Linked DNA regions of Homo sapiens: region 2 is linked to region 1. Evidence: chromatin contacts called from ENCODE Hi-C data. All regions are on one chromosome and are shown on one strand. Each heading gives the region's core, a stretch centred on a gene start or an enhancer-like site at or near the end of the contact. The rest is flanking DNA. Distances are from core to core; before and after follow the strand shown. Region 1 holds the start of PALS1 (protein associated with LIN7 1, MAGUK p55 family member). Region 2 holds the start of SUSD6 (sushi domain containing 6).

Region 1 (3,135 bases), core at 266-2,765:
TTTTGGGGTATGGCTAGTAGTTTCTAGGAATCCTGGAGACTTTATCTGGATTTCAGTTAGGCATTTCACCAGTTCTCATGGCATCTTTATGGAGGAATATGGGCCAAGAAGACAGTTCGGTTGTGTCGTCCACCTGTATTCGAAGCCTACTGAGAAATTTTTGATGGCAGGAGCATTAAGGTCTTTAGTGGCATGCAGCAGAGTTCTGTCCTCCGCTCTGTCTTATTAAACACTTGGACAGAATGCTGATCAGATTTGAGAAGGATAACAAATCTGGGAAGGGTAGGCATCCCCAAAGATCTTCACCACCAGGAACAACGGTTTGCTTCGTTCAGGCCATCACAGTGTCCTTAGTGAGGGACACCACAACCCATAGGCTGTCCAGAGGAGCGTAATGGGGAAGAATGTGAAAGAGCTTGAAAATCAGGACCTGAGGACATTGCGAGATGGAAAAACACCGTGGGACAAAATGAGGAAAACCGAGAGAAATGGAAATGGCATATACGAAGGCTTTGAGGGAGGACTGTGCCCCTGGGGGAAACTGTGCCCCCGGGCTGGAGTCACAGGCATAGTTTGGCCTCATAGAAGGAGAGGTCGATTAACAAACCTTGCAAGTGTTCAAATGTGGAATGGGCTTGCTCGGAAGGTACTGTCAAGACAGAGACCATCCGAGGGCTTTTATTGCAAGTGTCGAGACACATTGCTGGTGTTTCTCCTTAGAACGTCCTCCAATCTGCTCTGACTTCCGCCCGCACCCGCCTGAGTCCTGCCCCATTCCAAGGGTGGCACATCCAGGTCCCGAGGGCGCCAGCCATGCCCGGAGCACGGGCTGATCTGCGTAACTCTGTCCCTTCGGGAGACTTCTGGGAAATAGTTCTAGTCCTTGCTATCCTTGCTTTCTGGTTTTCAGAAATCAGTGCAGCTGCTGGCTTTATGCAGTCTTCTGCGGGACACTGCACACATCCAGGTGTTTATGTCATTTTTTAAAAAAAACAAATGTTAGATTGGGTGACTAACTTGACAGGACATGAGGAATCTCTTCAAGAGGAATCAGATTTTCTTCAGGATACGTCATCCAGAGACAAGAGCCAAGGGATGTAGAAACCCAGGGAAGCCTCGCGTCCCCACAAAGCCCGCCGGCCAAATCCCGAAGGGGCTCTACCGGGCCAGCTAGCCCGGAGCAGTCCGCGTTTTAGACTTAGAGGCGCGCGACTGCGCGCACCCGGCTGGAGCTGCGGAGAGGACCAATGAGCGGGCGCTCTCTCCGCTCCGGCTCGGGATTGGGCAAGCCGCGCCAGCCTCTCACGGGCGGGGTGGGACTCGGATCCGCGCGCCCACTGCGCCAGAGTCCCGGGGGCGCGTGCGCGGTCTCGCGGCGGCCGCAGGGGCCGGTCTCGCGCGGTCTAGAAGTGGAGTTGCTGGCGGCTGCGGCGGTGACGGCGGCGACGGAGGAGGCAGGCGGTGGGGCGGGGGCGGGGACTAAGGATTCTGAGGTGGGGAGTCGGGAGTTTCTGGATTCTTTATCCGGAATTTCAAGGGCCGCCGGAGGGCTGTCGCTTCTGCAGTGCGTAGGAGCGGCCGGGGCGGGAGGCTCCGCGGAGCCGAGGCGTGGAGGTAAGAGGCGGATCGGCGGCGGCTGGGCTGTAGAGATCTTAATCAACAGGTCCCTGGGAGCGCGGCGGGGGAGGGGCGGGCGGCCGGGCTCCCCTTCCCCCACACGCTGCGCAAACTCCGGCCAGCGGGAGACCCCTGGCAGCCAGGCGGGCTTCCTCAGGCGCGCGAGCTGCGGCCGTGGAGGGTGTGAGCCCAACCTTTGTCCCTCGGAGCAACGCTGCCTGCGCGGTGCCCGCTCCTTCTGCTTGGCTGGGCATGCACCTTGGCGCGGGCCACAGCCAGCCGAGCCCGAGGTGCAGGGGGCGCGGCGGGGAGTCGTCTGCCCCCTGCGCCCTCTCTCCGAGGTCGCGACGCGCGGGACTCTCCCGGCCGGGTCTGGGAAATCGGCGAGGGAACGCTTTCCTTTAGAAGTCAGAATGTAGTCAGCGTTCCTCTGCCTGACTCAGCTGCTGGTATTCTGCTGCTCATTGCGTTCTTAAACACGCAAACAGTTCCTGCTTCCTTGTGACCACTTTAAAAGAAAAGCCTAGTTTTGTTCATGGTTTCTGATACTTTAAGGTTGCACGTTGAACTTTGAAGCATGTAAATTGTTATAACCTACGTTTAATGAAGTTTGCTTTAAACGATCTTTGTAGTAAATTATGTAACTTTCTAATGATCATAACTCACCTTCTGTTGATTGACATACAGTAATGTGTACGGAATGTAGGTTTCGGTCAAAAGGTTTTTCTTGGCAGTTTATGCTAAAATTAAAATCTGATGGCTAGGAAGTTTTTAGATGTAGTATGGAGTGTGTGTTTTGTCTCCATACTCGTTTAGAATAGTAAGAATTTAGATTTGGAAAGTCAGTTGAACAAAAATTTTGAAATTTTGATTTGACTGACGCAGTGAAAGGTGTTAATATTTCTGATTTTTTAAAAAAGCAATATCATGTTTTAATGATAGTTTACTAATTATGCTTTTGGATTATACCAGAAGTTAATAACCTGTTAAATTATGCAATAGGAACAAATGACGTGTTGGTTATTGGTGTCTTTGAAGTATTGGTGGTAATGAAACTTATTAAATAAGCTTCCTTGAATTAAGAACTACGATTTTTTTTTTTTACTAGATCCCTGTGGACATAGCTATTGTGGATAGGTTTTATAGGCTTTCTATTTGCGGCAGGATGAGCTATTAAATTATAATGTAAGAGATTTATAGATAAAACAGGCAAAAATAGGAAAAGCAATTCATTATTTTATCTTTAAAAATCTGGTAAATTTTACCATGTACCTGAATTAGTTTTGGCAAGACGGACTTGAACTTGACAAATTAAGGTGGATTGATTAACATTAATTTGTTTTAGAATGTTAAAACGGGAGAGAATATATAAGTTCTACTTGAGGGTGACCCAAGTCAGTACAGTGGGTTTAGCTTTTACATGATCTTGAATTATGATTTTGATTAAAAATCTCATCACAGGGGCACGTGTTTTCAGGATCTCCTGAGGGCTGTGTCATGGAAAAAATAAAATTTATC
Region 2 (3,135 bases), core at 181-2,680, 2.4 Mb after region 1:
CCCAGGTAGTTCTGAATTGTGCTTTTCAATCTTCTAGTGGTCTGGGCAGTGTGGCCCCAAATGAGCAGGAAGGGAGGGGTGCCCATCTTCTCTAATGAGTCTGGACCCAAGAAGGCAAGGAAGAAAGAAGGCAGAACAAGGATAGACTTATGAAAAAGGCATTATAGCAACGAGCCACAGGTTGCTGTGGGGCCCAGAAGGGAAGGGTTCTTTTGGGGATGGGTCTGTGTGCATGGGGAGGAGCATCCTGTTTATTTGGTTCAAGCTACTTCACAAGGACATGCCCTGTTAATTCACAGTGCTTTTCCCGAAAGCCTACTAGAACTAGGCCTGGTGAGAGGCCCTGAGAAGGTGTATCCTTTTGTCCAAGAGCATCTGGGAGAAGAGGCCTGCCTGACCCAAGCTGCAGCAAAGACACAAGTCTGTAGGTCCAGATGTGGACTCTACCACTGATTTACAAGTAGGAGTTCCTTAACACTTATGGAGGACCTCTGAGACCGACACGGTGCAAGGCCCTGGGGTACAAAGATAAAAAGCCAGAGTCCTCCCCATCAAGGCGCCACGGGCCCTGTAAACACATAAACCGAGGACACACTGCATGAGAGATCACCAATAAACGATGTAGCCATACAGTGCACAAACTGCTCACTCAGTATGTGCTAGAAAATAGCCCCAGAAGGCAAGGCTCAAGAGGGGAAATACAGTTAGGAATGTGGCAGGCTTCTAGCCCGGGCTCTGCCAGTCCTGGCTCTGAACTGCGGTTTTCTCAACCTTGAGATCCCTTGTGTGCTTTTAGTATGCTGAAGGATCACTCACTTCAGAATGCTAGTGAAAATACAGATTCCCAAGTCCGACCCCACTGAATCACAATGGCTGGAGGTCATTCGGGGCCCCGAATCTGCATTTTCACCCCCACCCACCCCCCGGGCAGCTTTAATGTTGGCAGGCTAGGAACCACAGTTCGGATTACTGCTTAACAGGGAGATAATAACCTGCTTCAGACGAGCTAGGTCAGACGAGCAATTCAAGAGCTAACAAGGCAACATGCGCCAAAAGCCTTGTAAACCTCAGGGCAGTACAATTCTTTGCAAATAATAGTAATTCAATCATGCAAATAATAATAATAGTAAACGAACTGGAGAGCGCACTGGAAACGCCGCATAGTCCAGCTGAGTCGGTGCCACCGCCCCATCCACTCCAGCGCAGAGGGACTGTCTCTTTAAGGACCCCCCACCTCCCCAACCGCGTCGCTTCTCCCTTGGGTACCTGGCCCGGCCGGCGGCGCGTGCGTGCAGGGCCTCCCGGCGGGGCGGTCGCGGCGGCGCGACGCCGGCGCCGTTGCGTGCGCGCCTGGCCCTGCCCCTTTCCCGCCCCTTCCCCGCCCCCTCCCCTCCGCGGGGCCTCCCCCGCCCGCGCGGTACAGCTGGGTCAGTGACGCGGGCGCTGCAGCCGTCGCTACCGCCGCGTTCTATTCTCCGAAGCCGGCGACCGCCCCACCTCCTCCCTCCCTCCCGCCCGCTTCCTCTGCCCACAGCGCCGGCCAGAGCGAGCTAGACAAGGGCACGCGGGGCCTCGCCTAGACCCGAGAAGACTGCGGGCGCGCGCAAGCGGCGGCGTGGAAGCTGTGAGCGCCCCCATCCCGGAGGTCTCCGCCGGCTCCCGGGTGAGTTGTCACCGCGGCCCGGGGGCGGCGGGGCCGGCATTGTGCCATCGACGCGCTCGGCCGGCTGTCAGGGGCGCGGGACCAGCGCGCACCGCCCAGGAGTGACGCTGGCCGGAGCCCGGGCCGGCTTCGGCGGCTCCCCGCGCTTCTCTGCGCCGGCCCGCTGTCACCCGGCCGCGAGCCGCGCCGCTGGGAGCCCCGCGCTGGCGTGGCGCGGCCAGCCGGCCAGCAGTGGGGGCTGCGCGGCCGGGGGGACCGGCGGCTGGTTTGCGGCCGGGAACTTGGTGACCCGCGGTCCGGGGCGCGCCGTCCCGCGTCGCTGCCCGGGCAGCACCGGAAGAGCCAGACGCCGTGCCGATGGGTGCAGAGGAGGTAGGCAGAGGCCCTCTGTGCCACTGTCATTACTGCCCTCAGCCCAGCAAAGCTGCGGGGCTTGCGCTGGGGCAGGGCTGGCTTAGAGAAGGTGGATTTCCTGAGGAAATCTCAGAGCCCGCCTGTGCGCACCGCGGCATTCGGGAGCCCCCGCGCCTCGGCTGCTCTTTAATCTCAAAAACTTCTCTTATTAACCAGGCTAAACTCCCCGAAACCAGCTATTTTCTTTCAAAAAGTAGGCACGTACATACAGACTTTCCTTTTTTCGCTTGGTTTTGAGACCCCAGCTATGAGTGTGGATCTGACTCTCCCTCATGGGAGTCGTGGCTGGGGAGCTGCTGAAGTGGAGAAAAGTTACCCTGGACGAATTTAGGAGCAGGAGGGGGAGGTGGTTATGGGGACAGCAAGACCCAGGAGCAAAGAGGCGTCAAAATAAAGTCTTGGGCTGGTTAAAGGGAAGTTGGCGTCTGGGCAAGGAGGCCTAAAGCTGTTGTTCCCACAGAATTTTCTTTCAGTGGCAGGCGACATGCTGGGCTTTGTTGCTCTCGCTAACTGGGCTCCTGTGTGCTCTTCCAGAGGTGCAGTAAGATTACTCAGTTCAATTAGGCCTAGGGATTTACTCCCTTTTTTGATCTACAGAGATGGGAAGTATGTCTTTCCTTCACAGTAGTTAATTCATTTCTTGCTGTTTTCGTTCCTCTGGTGTAAAAACATACATAGGAGTTACGCACACACACCTTTTCTGTTTTGGGAATTCCACACCCAAACTGTCACCATCTAGTGGAGGCTAGTAGAGACATGTGCTTGGCACTGACTTCTGAGTTCTCTGGGTTTTGTGTTTTTAGCTAGAAGCATATTCAACCAGAAATTAAAATTTTCCTGGAGTTGGGGGAGGTATGTCTACATCTCAGGAAAGAAGGTATTTAAGCAGCAATAATATGGAAAGGTTCTTGAGGACTTACTGAGTACCAACCTTTGTGCTAAGGGCTTTACTTTTTTGAACTCATTTAATAACAGACTTTTGATGTAGATATTATTATCCCCATTCTTCTAGTTGAGACCCAAACCAAACAAGTTAAATAACTCGCCCATGTCACATA

The links. A loop is a pair of places that touch in the nucleus more often than their neighbours do. Pooled maps may share reads with other maps.
Region 2: a pooled map shows a loop between it and region 1 (4-fold over the local background). The contact joins the promoter of SUSD6 here to the promoter of PALS1 in region 1. A Hi-C loop is called at or near these places in 6 of 50 pooled maps.

The regions. Positions count from the first base shown.
Region 1 is chr14:67,239,920-67,243,054 of GRCh38, forward strand. PALS1 (protein associated with LIN7 1, MAGUK p55 family member) reads left to right here and starts at 1,516. Exons shown (of 15, transcript NM_022474.4): 1 at 1,516-1,614. It overlaps LOC124903330 (a long non-coding RNA gene), which reads right to left and starts at 1,490. Exons shown (of 2, transcript XR_007064217.1): 1 at 1-1,490. It also overlaps a transcript of GPHN not described here. RefSeq lists an enhancer at 868-1,147 and a silencer at 1,128-2,097.
Region 2 is chr14:69,610,166-69,613,300 of GRCh38, forward strand. It overlaps SUSD6 (sushi domain containing 6), which reads left to right and starts at 1,431. Exons shown (of 6, transcript NM_014734.4): 1 at 1,431-1,663. RefSeq lists a silencer at 1,180-1,949.